Regions from separate parts of the Homo sapiens genome. Here region 1 is linked to region 2. A link is an interaction called in ENCODE POLR2A ChIA-PET data of the cell type or tissue named here. Cell type or tissue: CD4-positive, alpha-beta T cell. All regions are shown on one strand. Links, peaks and the distances in the headings refer to the core of each region. The heading gives the core; the rest is flanking DNA.

Region 1 (5,384 bases), core at 64-5,063, 59 kb before region 2:
GGTAGACTGTCTCATTAGAGGAAACTGACTTGATCTGAAGAATGGGGGAAAAAATCATGACTGTTTATAGTGGACAGTACAACTGAGACGTTAGTAATGAGCAGGGCACCAAGAACAGGACCAAGACTGTCTCCTCCCTCTCTGTTTTAAATCGTGCTGCACTCAGTTTATGTTTTCAGGGGCTTTGTCTTATAGGGATACTGATTAATGTAAATGAATACTCACAATTTAGCACACAAAAATCTTATTTTTATCAAATCAAAGGACAAAGGGAAGGGAGAACAAGAAATTTAACTGGTCAACTTAGAATGAATGGGCTCTCTTGTTTTAACCTTATTTCCCTTTCTGGAGAATAAAAGTAATGATAATTATAATTAAAGCAGTTTTCATGTGTGGTTTATGGAAGTCATTACTCTATTAGTCATGCCCCATATCTATATAGGATTTAAAATTTTTAAATTATACTTGGTGCAGTATTCACTGAAAGTCTTTTTCACCTGTAAGCTCAAATTCCACGGTGAAACAACATTAGGTAGAAGGACAGTGACCAGGGAGAGATAAAACAACTATGATACCACGTTGCCTGTCTATTGACCTCCCTGTCTATGGTATCCTACAATCTCTAATGTCAATATGGTCTATAGTGGCTCTGAAATTGTCTCCTATTTCCCAGGAAATAGGCTATACTTTAATCACTGCAACCAAGTTAATTGTGAAGGACAAAAAACTTCTGAAACCAAAAACTTTTAGGATGTAAACATGTCTAAAAAAGTGTTTGATGCCAAACTGACATTTTAAAAACAGAATTTAACACGTTGTAGCAAGCAGAACCCATTTCCCCTTTTCCAGCACAAGCCATCAAGTTCTGTTTGGGGCTTCAGCCTCCCAAACTCAGTTGGAGAAATCTTACAGTATGAAAACCCAAGAGACAGAGGCCACAGCCTGGACCAAGAGACCAACCAGAGCCAGAGAGGCTCCTGAGAAGACCTGCAGCACAGGGTAAAATATGCAAGGGAGGGCCATATAACTTTTATCTTTACTTAATTTATTTTAATTTACTAATTTTTAAGTATTAACCTATTTTATTTTTATTAAATCTCTGTGGTTGCACAGAATTCAAATTGCAGCAAAAATCATTCAGGGCTAAACACTGGAAAAATCTCTTAATTCTAAGGTACATGACACAATGGACTCAAAAACAGTTGCTGAGTCCCTTTCACTGGAGAAATTTAAAGAAAGGGTATAGAAAAGTTTTGACCAATTCCACCCAATCCTGCATCCCCAATTCCAATCTCAAGGACCAGTTTCCATCTGATCTCTCTCCACCTACAGATGGTGGTCCTGAATCTCCAAATCAACAAACCAAAAACTGAATCCATCATCTTCTCACACCTGGTTTTTCCTTCCAACTCCCTCATTTCTGTGACCTGCCCCATAACCTTACCAGGAATCCAGCCCCCAAAGCAGGGTGGACTCCTCCCTCTGCAATGGACACCAGGATTCAGGTCCTGTTGCTGGCTCCAAAATGCCCACAATGCCCTGTTCTCCCAAATCAGCACATTCAACAGTGACATAAAGGAAAGAGTTAGATAGAGAAATGATATCTGGTGCTGCTCCACAGCTAGCTGTGTGATTCTGGGCAAGCCATTTAAATTCTCATTCTTGGTTTCATCACCTATTACGTGAAAAGGCCAAATTATTTCTAAATTCCAAGCTCTATGGGATTTACAGGATTTGCATCCACTTCTCTTGATCCCCAAAGCCACTATGTAGCTGAAGCCACCATCATTTCCCAACCAGATTAGTACACTCTCTCCCAGTGGATATTTCCTGCCTCTAGTCTTGTGCTGCTCCTCACCCCCTGAAAGCACCTGTCTAGGTTACTCACCTCCAGAAACCAGTCAAAGGCTCCGGGGAAAATGACCAAACCTGTCCCTGTGGCCCCAGGGCCCATGTGATCAGAACCCTGTCTCCCTCTGGCTTCCCTGGTCTACTTTCTGTTCCTCATATGCTCCTCCATCACCCAACTACCTGCCCCCTTTGCCTCCGAGCCTTTGCTTCAATACCCTGCCCATTTCCTCAGTCCAGAGAGATTCTTGCTTAGTCTCTAGGCAACGTTTCCTCATCCCCTCCCCCACCCCACCAGTCTGATTTAGGTGTCCTTCCTGTTTACTCGCAGGGCACACCTTTGCAGACCTCTCAGAGGCCTTGTCACTGTAAGTATCTGTTTATTTTGTCACTATCCTTCCCCCAGACTCTCAGTTCCAAGTGAGTGGGGACTGCTGGTCTCGTCTACCACCCATGGCACAGACAGCCGGTTCTTGCCCAAACTCTATAAACAGTAGCAGTACTTTTAGCTGCACATGGCCACCCAGAATAAAGATGAGATTTTCCAGCCACCTGCAGCCACGGGGTGATGTTCTAGCCAATGAGATGTAAGCAAAGTTATCTGGAGGCTGTTTCTGGGAACTTCCCATAAAAGAAAGCACCATCCGCGCTTCTACTTTCTGTTTCTTCTTACATCCTGCTGCTCGGAAGACTGAGGCCACACTAAGCCTGACAGACGTATGATGAGCAAGGAATTTACGCAGGGTCATACTAGCCCTGAACCATCCACCCTGCCTTTCATAAGAGATACACACTTCTACTTTGTTTTGGGATACCATTATTCAAACCACTATTATTTTGGCATGTCCATCGCTGCAGCTGAACCTAACTGCAACATACACAGCCATACCCGTAGTATAATAATAAACTACCTGTTGATTCGAGTATATACCTCATAATTCCTACTGAGTCTTTTTACTGGTAACTGTATTGTCACGTGTAGGGTCCACATTCCTTAGCAGAGGCTAACACAGACAAATGACCAACACTGAGTGGGTTTAAGTGATCAACAAATACTGACCAAGTGGCTACTGAGGCAGATAAGCTCTGTCCGACATGTATGGTGTACTTTAGCCTGGGCTCAATGTTGCTGCCAACCAAAACAAGGTTAAATAAGAGGGCCAGGCCAGGCACAATGGCTCACACCTGTAATCTCAGGATTTTGGGAGGCTGAAGCAGGCAGACTGCTTGAGCCTAGGAATTCAAGACCAGCCTGGGCAACACGGTGAAACCTTGTCTCTACCAAAAATATAAAAAATTAGCTGGGCATGGTGGTGCTTGCCTGTAGTCCCAGCTATGCAGGAGGCTGAAGTAGGAGGGACACCTGGGCCTGGGAAATTTGAGGCTGCAATGAGCTGAGATGGTGCCACTGCACTCCATCCTGGGCAATTGGAGTAAGACTGCCAGTTTCCATGATCATTTTATTATGGAGTATTTGAGTGCCTAGACATCAAAGTTCACCCTATTCCGTCCTTGGGAACAGTGCCACCAGACTGGTCTATCATTGGTATATTCTACCTGAAAGCCCTAACAGGTAATATGCAGGTAAGCAAGGCCCTTTAAAATAACAGCACATGTCATCTCTGCTTCTAGGGCAGCTGGGATGTCTAGCAATTTTTTTTAACCTTAAAGACCTTCAACCATTGTTTACTATAAAGGTAAACCTTGATCTTTTTGATGGGCTTACTGCTATGATTTCTGGTAGTGAGCACAGGCACCAGGGCCTGCAAATTTCTTGGATTCATAGCAACAGGGGTGAACCACCAGCAAGGTCTGGTGAGGGTGTCTTTGATCTCCTCGGAAGCCTCATCTACATATTTTGGGTAACAGGGTACCAGGGCTTTGGAGATGTACTGAAGGACAGCATAAATCTGAACCACATGACCACTACCCTTCACACGAACATGGATGTCCATTCCAGCAAGCTGTTCCTTGTCCAGAAGCAGACCTAATTCCAGTAGCTTGTATTGCAGTGTGAGCAGCTTGATCATCTCCAGGGGCCCCTCGTTCATCCTGATGAAGCCACTGCCACATCTGCAGAGCACCACAGCTATGGCCATCTCCTTGTATGTGAAGATCTGCACAGACTGCAGCCAACGAGTCCTTAGATGGCATGTCTCCAGGCATAGGTAAGAGCTCCTCATTGCACCATGCCACAACAGGAAAAGGTGTCTAGCAATTTGTATGGTCTGAGAGCTGCTGGTGTTCTACTCCTTCAGCTGGAAGCAAGGCAACTGGCCTTCTAAAGTCTCCTGCCCAGGTAAGCTCTTCATTTGTGAAACATTATGTATTCTCAGGCTATCAAGGCATACTCAGCTTCACACAGCCATTAGCACATATTATAGGACTGGTTATATTTGAAAGGTACATATGTATTTAGAGAAACATTCAGGCACGTAATTGCTAGATACCTACACTATGTGCCAGATAAACATGGCAGACACTATGCAAAGCACTATACAGGTACAACCTCATCTAATTTTTAGGAATCAAGAAAACAGAGGCAAGGAGCCAAGGAGAAATTGTAGTTGTCCAGGAAGGATCTGACATGCTATGGAAGGCTGGGGCAATGTGGGGAAGGGGAATAAGCTTAGAAGGACAGAGAGTATGAATGAGTAATACTTGGTGACTGACAGTTGAGCAAAGTTTGGTAAAAGCATGGTTGATGAGAGAGGAGAACACAAGCATTGCTTCCAGCTTAATGGCTTGGGCAAACTGGCGGAGGATGGTGCTCCTGACTACGTTGGCCAACAGGGGAGGTATGTGGGGCACCCAACGATGAAAAGTTATGAGTCTGGAGCTCAAAAGAAATAGATGGGCTAGAAATAAATATCTAAGGGTGGATGGTGGGTGGGTGGATGGATATTTGAATCCATGGGGCAAGTAGATCATGCAATGAGATTTGGTCTTCTGACAGTACTTTGCAACTGTTTGCCTACATTTTAAATTTAATACGCCAGTCCCATTTCTTAAAAAGATGGTAAGTTCAAGCCTGAACTCTGTACCAGGGGGTCAATGAAAAGTACTTACCTTACTGTCACTTGTCACATCCAACTTCCCTTGGGTCACACTGAGCCTATTCTAAGCCCTTGCAAAGGAAACAAAAAGAAGCTGCTTTTGTTCCTACTCCTTGCAAAAGGAAGAAAAGGCAGCTGCTCTGAAAATGAAACCATCACAATATTTATCACATTCTCCTAGAAACATGAGGTCCTGGGATAATGTCTTTATGGGTCTCTCTGGAGAAGCTCAAAGGGCACCTGTTTCAAAGGGCAACTTCCTTCTTGGATGAAGCATCTTGTAGAGAAGACAATCAATGGCCAAGGTAGGTAACAGACACCAAGATACTACACACGCCTCTAATGGTTCCCTTAAAGCCTGAGCTTAAGCAGTCTGGGCTCTACTTCAATCATATTCTAAACATCTAAACCAAAAGACTGCAATTGCAAATAACAGGGAGACAAATATTCAAAAGGCTTTTAAGCAACATTTTCTGCTAC
Region 2 (5,384 bases), core at 321-5,320:
ATAAAGGATATTACAAAGGATACAGATAAAGAGATGTGTAAGCCGACGTATGAGGAAAGGGCGTGGAGCTTCCATGCCCTCCCTGGGTGCACCACTCTCCACAAACCTCCACGTGTTCAGCTATCCAGAATTTCTCCAAACCCTATCCTCTTGAGCCTTTAATGGAGTCTTAATTGGATACGCATAATTGAAGCATGGACAATGGTGCCAAAATGTGACTGGAAAAAAGGATGTGATCTGGTGTTAGTTTGAGTGAGGAAACCCAGCAAGGCTTGTCTGTTTAGATTCTTCTTGGCTTCTTTGCAGCATTTTTTCCACCAGGGTAGGGGGCAGGATCCCTTCTGGAATGAGGTTATTATGATTCACGATCAGAAAGGCAGTGAAGATTAGAGTCCTGCTTTGGGCAGGTAAAGGAGGTTCTGGAGAAATTCAGAGACAGAGAGAGAGAGAGAGAGAGAGAGAGAGAGAGAGAGATTCTGTTTTCTGAGGCCTAAAGCACTCTGATATTATAATAAGGGCTGTGAAAGTTATGAGCTGGGAACTATGGATGAAAACCTCTCTCTCTCTCTGTCTCTCTCTCTCTCTCTCTCTCTCTCATAAAATCACAGTGTTTCTCAAAAAATTAAAAATTGAATTTCCTTTTGGTCCAGCAATCCCACTTCTGGATATATATCCAAAAGAACTGAAATCAGGATTTCAAAGCAACATTTGCATTCCCATAGTCATTGCAGCATTACTCACAATAGTCAAAATATGGAAACACACAAATGTCCATCAATGGATGGATAAAGAAAATATGGCACATACATACAATGGAATATTGTTCAGCATTTAAAAAGAAAGAAATCTTACTATTTGTGACAACATGAATGTAACTGGAAGACATTATGGTAAGTGAAGTAAACCAGGCACAGGAGGACAAATACTGCATGAGTCCTCTTATTAAAGCATCTGAAACAGTCAAATCTAAAGAAACAGACAATAGAATAGTGATTACCAGGGGATGTGAGGAGGGGGATATGTGGAGTTGTTGTTCATTGTGTATAAAGTTATAGATATACAAGATGAGTAAGTTCCAGGGATCTACTGTGTAACTTAGTGCCTACAGTTAACAACACAATATTGTGCAAATTTGTTAAGAGGGTAGATCTCATGTTAAATCTTAACACACACACCCCAAACAAACAAATAAAAGCCAAAAACTATATATATATATAAAAAGGAAACTTTTGGAGGTGATGGGTATATTTATTACCTTGATTTTGGTAATGGTAACTTACGTGTATACATATGTCCAAACATGAAGACTTTAATTATATTCCTTGTTTTTTGTATGCCAATTATACCTCAGTAAAACTGGGAAAAATAAGAAAGCCTGGCCGGGTGCAGTGGCTCATGCCTGTAATCCTAGTACTTTGGGAGGCCGAGGTGGGCGGATCACTTGAGGTCAGGAGTTTGAGACCAGCCTGACCAGCATGGTGAAACCCCGTCTCTACTAAAAATATAAAAAAATTAGCCAGGCATGGTGGCACGTGCCTGTAATCCCAGCTACTGGGGAGGCTGAGGCAGAAGAATTGCTTGAAGCCAGGAGGTGGACGCTGCAGTGAGAAGAGATCATGGCATTGCACTCCAGCCTGTGTGAAGGAGCGAGACTCCATCTCAAAAAAAAAAAAAAAAAAAAAGCTTTAAAATGTTTCATGATGTTCCCTCTAGTGTACTTTTTGTACACATAAAGATATACTTTAAATTTAGATGAGATCATATATATGTATAGTTTGTCACTCAATATTTTATTGAGTCAGCATTTTCCCATTTTGGTGGGGGCAGCAGCTAACTCTTATAATCCCAGCACTTTGGGAGGCTGAGGTGGGACAATTGCTTGAGGCCAGGAGTTGGAGACCAGCCTAGGCAACACAGTGAGACCCCATCTCTACAAAAAGTTTTAAAAACTAGCTGGACATGGTGGGTAGTCCTAGCTAATTGGGAGGCTGAGGTGGCAGAATCCCTGCAGACCCAGGACTTTGGAGTTACAGTGAGCTATGATCACACCACTGCATTCCAGTCTGGGTGACAGAGCAGGACCTTGTCTCTAGAAAAAAACAAGAGCAAAGTAAAATATCATTTTTGGTGACTACATAACATTCTGTTCTGTAGCTATATCATAATTTGTTTGCACATTTATCTATTTCTTTTGCTTATCTTCTGAAGCTCTTTTCCTTCATTGGTTAATCAAGCATACTGTCCTTGGCAAAACACTGGGCTCTGATGTCTTCCTAAGATCATGATGAGGATGACCTTGGAGACTGCCTGGCAGGCAGCTGTACCTGCCATGATAGTATCCCTTTAGCGTGACCTCCCCTGATGGCTATTTCTAAAATAGCATTGCCCTTCATTACTCTAGCTCTTTACTCAGCTTCGTATTATTCTTGCTACTGTTGTTAATAGTAGCAGTGGCAATGTAGTCATTGTCTTCTACACTGGTTTACCTGATCATGCCGTCTACATCTTCATTTATCATCTGTCTTCCCACCTGGATTGTAAGCTCCATGACAGCAGGGCCGTGGTGTGATTTTGTTCTCTACTGTATACCCTGTGCCTAGATCAGTGTCAAGTTCACAGTAGATGGTCAATAAATATAAGCATAAAGGATGGAGGATCTTCATTGCTTCTATTCCGCTTTTCTATTAAAAAAGGGAATTGCTACTCAATTCCTAAGTCTAAATACTGTTTAAGCAGCCCTTGTGAAACCAGTATGAAGTATTTCTTGGGTCCCAGCTGTTTGCTGTTAGAATTACCAAATGGTAGACCTAGATATGGGACCCAGTAGGTGATCTAATCCATCCTTTTATAGATGCTATGACAATTTAGGCTCAGCACAATAGTGATGGTTGCAGAAACGAGGGTAGGGAAGAATAAAAGTATTTAACTTCTCAAGAAATTGACAACCTAGATGGAAAGAGAAGATTAAGACACTTGAGAAAATGATAATTTGAGGCCACATATCTCTGTGTCGAATTGTGTGTGTGACTCTATTTCTACCTTCAAAAATTTTATAATCTTGTAAAATACTATTTAAACAAAGGATATATTTACAAAGTTAAATAAAGACAGAAGCAATAAAAATTACTATAAAGGGAGAATTGCAAAGCCAAGGGATTTGGGAACAGACCAGAGGAATCTCATTTTGTCTGGAGGACTTGAGATGGTTTCATGGAGGAAGGGACATTTAAGCTGGTGTCGAGGAGTCTGTAAATAGTGCTGGTTAGAGGTAGGGGTGTGAGGATGAAGGCGTTAAAGGCAGAGGGAACTATGAAAGTAAAGGCATGGCCAATGAAAATATTTGGCATTTTTGAAAAATGGCAACTGTCCTGCACCTAGAAGACAGGGGGTGAGGGATATAGGGGATGTGAAAGGATGAGGAGGGCTGGCCAGAGAGGCAAGGAGGTGTTGGGCCAGAGTGTAACTGTGCTGATGGTTTGGACTGTATCAGCTGAGTAACAGGGAGACACTGAAGGTGTTTTATTAGGGATGTGACAAGATCAGATCTGTGTCTTAGATGATTCTGACAGCAAGGTGAATGACATATTGGGATGGAGTGGGAGGACAGCTAGAAAGAGTGAAATGCTTAGGAAACTTCTGCAGTTGATGGTTACAGAGTGAGCTAGTGAAGATCTAAATTAGAGAGCTCCCTGAAAATGAAGAGATGGTTGTAGAGATAATTCAGAAGTAAACTGATTGGAAGAACTTGGGGACTAGTGAAAGTGCTAGGAATGTTTTCAAGTAAGATGAGTACTAACTATGCCATCAGGTCACAAGAATCCCTAACACATTTCTAGGACCCCAAAACAAAAGCTGCACTTTGAAATGCCCAGATCTGCTAATTCATTTTTTCCTGAACTCCCTTGTCCTCATCCCCTGGCTCCCTTCTCAGAATTTACTCTGAAAAGTCTCTGCCTGAATCCGAAAGGCCTTTCCCAGTTTGCACATAATCCTCCAGTGGACTGGGCAAAGACTTTTCATGGCCATGTTGGGAAAGAGGCCGTTGCAGTTTAGGATGGCAATCCTTAAGGGATGTTCTGGCATTCCCTGGGTTACAGACTTTCTCACAGCCTTGGGTGTGCTCCCACTATTCCCTCTTTTCTTTATAGCTGTCACCCTGTCACTCTCACTAAACTTGTCTGCTGCTCAAACCATACCTATGCACACCATTGGTTTCCATTGCTGATAAGGCTGAGACTAGTTGGATGTGACCTTTTGCTCTTTTCTAAACTGTATGTGCCCTCTTGTTGTTTTCTCAAAATTTCTCCTTTCCAAAAGACTTTCAAAATCTCTTGCCTACCTCTTGTTTGTATGCTGTAGTAGGTGTTTATATTTACTGTATGTGTGCCCTGTGATTTGATTGTAAGCCTCTTGCAGGCTCCGCTCTGCTCAATTCCTTTTTGGTGACTACTAAATGTGTCAAAGATAAACAAAGCTAAATACTAGTTAAAGTGGTAAAGACAGATTTTAATCAGTAATATACTATTGCAATAGGAATAACAGTACAGTGTGAATTGAACTGAACTTTGATTTGTCCAGAGGTGACTGGGTAATTTAAATGGAGAATAAGGAAATAGGGAGTGAGTGAGCAGGGGGTCAGTAGAATGTGGGAAGTGGAGAAACTTACAAAAAGCAGGAAAGGGAGGTTGTCCACGTGAAATTCATCTGGGTTTTCTAACTGGTGCTTACTGAAGTTAGGTCCCTACCCTCCCACAATGACTGGTGGACAGAGGCCCTATCTTCAGGTGTTGACTGGAACAAACAGTAGATTTTTCGCAAATCTTGAGTTTTCTCAGCAGGCACTTTAAGGAAAGCTGGAGCTGTTAGAAGCTATGTTAGTGTTTGTTCAAGTCTTTATAGGTCAAAGTTGGGCCTTAGTCAAGAGGAAGGCTCAAAGGATCCTGGCTCAAGTTTGAGCAAGAAGAGAATCCATGCCACAGTGGGTTATGAAAATCAAGAACAACTGGGAAAATATCCACTGTGGTCTCAATAGAAGATCCTGATAAAAGGAAAGGAACATTACAAGGAAACGAGTTAAGGAATACTTTTAAATACTCTGCCCACTGACAAGGCTGCTAAATTCCATCCACCAAAAACTAGGTGCACCTTCCATACTATATGCTGCTAAAATCTAAACAAAAAACTATGTACCTTATACATATGTGGTCTCTCAGGATAAACAAAAATTGATGTTGTACATTGAATTTTTGTTTAAATATCTTGTACATTAAATTAACTGGCTCCTAATGAAGCATAGAAGTAGTGATTCAGATTGACTTGTCATTTAATACATTGTTTCCTTAGAATGAAAAAAAGAGACTGTTTCTTCCAAATATTTAGCTTTA

The links. Peaks named below come from ENCODE experiments on the same cell type or tissue, not always from the same donor. Only the 100,000 strongest peaks of a DNase experiment are listed, where the experiment ranks them.
Region 1: POLR2A ChIA-PET joins it to region 2 with 5 read pairs; 6 of 35 experiments call an interaction of 5 or more read pairs at or near these places.

What each region holds. Positions count from the first base shown.
Region 1 is chr6:53,333,367-53,338,750 of GRCh38, forward strand. The region is part of intron 1 of ELOVL5 (ELOVL fatty acid elongase 5); the gene reads right to left. It also overlaps the pseudogene RPS16P5. Among named protein-coding and RNA genes, the nearest start is that of ELOVL5, 13 kb to the right of the region's middle. RefSeq lists an enhancer at 2,427-2,556. In CD4-positive, alpha-beta T cell, for the core only: no CTCF peak of the experiment used is centred there; DNase peaks (open chromatin) are centred at 2,135 and 2,475; H3K4me3 peaks cover 2,914 bases; H3K27ac peaks cover 4,923 bases.
Region 2 is chr6:53,392,600-53,397,983 of GRCh38, forward strand. No RefSeq gene overlaps it. Among named protein-coding and RNA genes, the nearest start is that of GCLC-AS1, 36 kb to the right of the region's middle. In CD4-positive, alpha-beta T cell, for the core only: no CTCF peak of the experiment used is centred there; no DNase peak of the experiment used is centred there.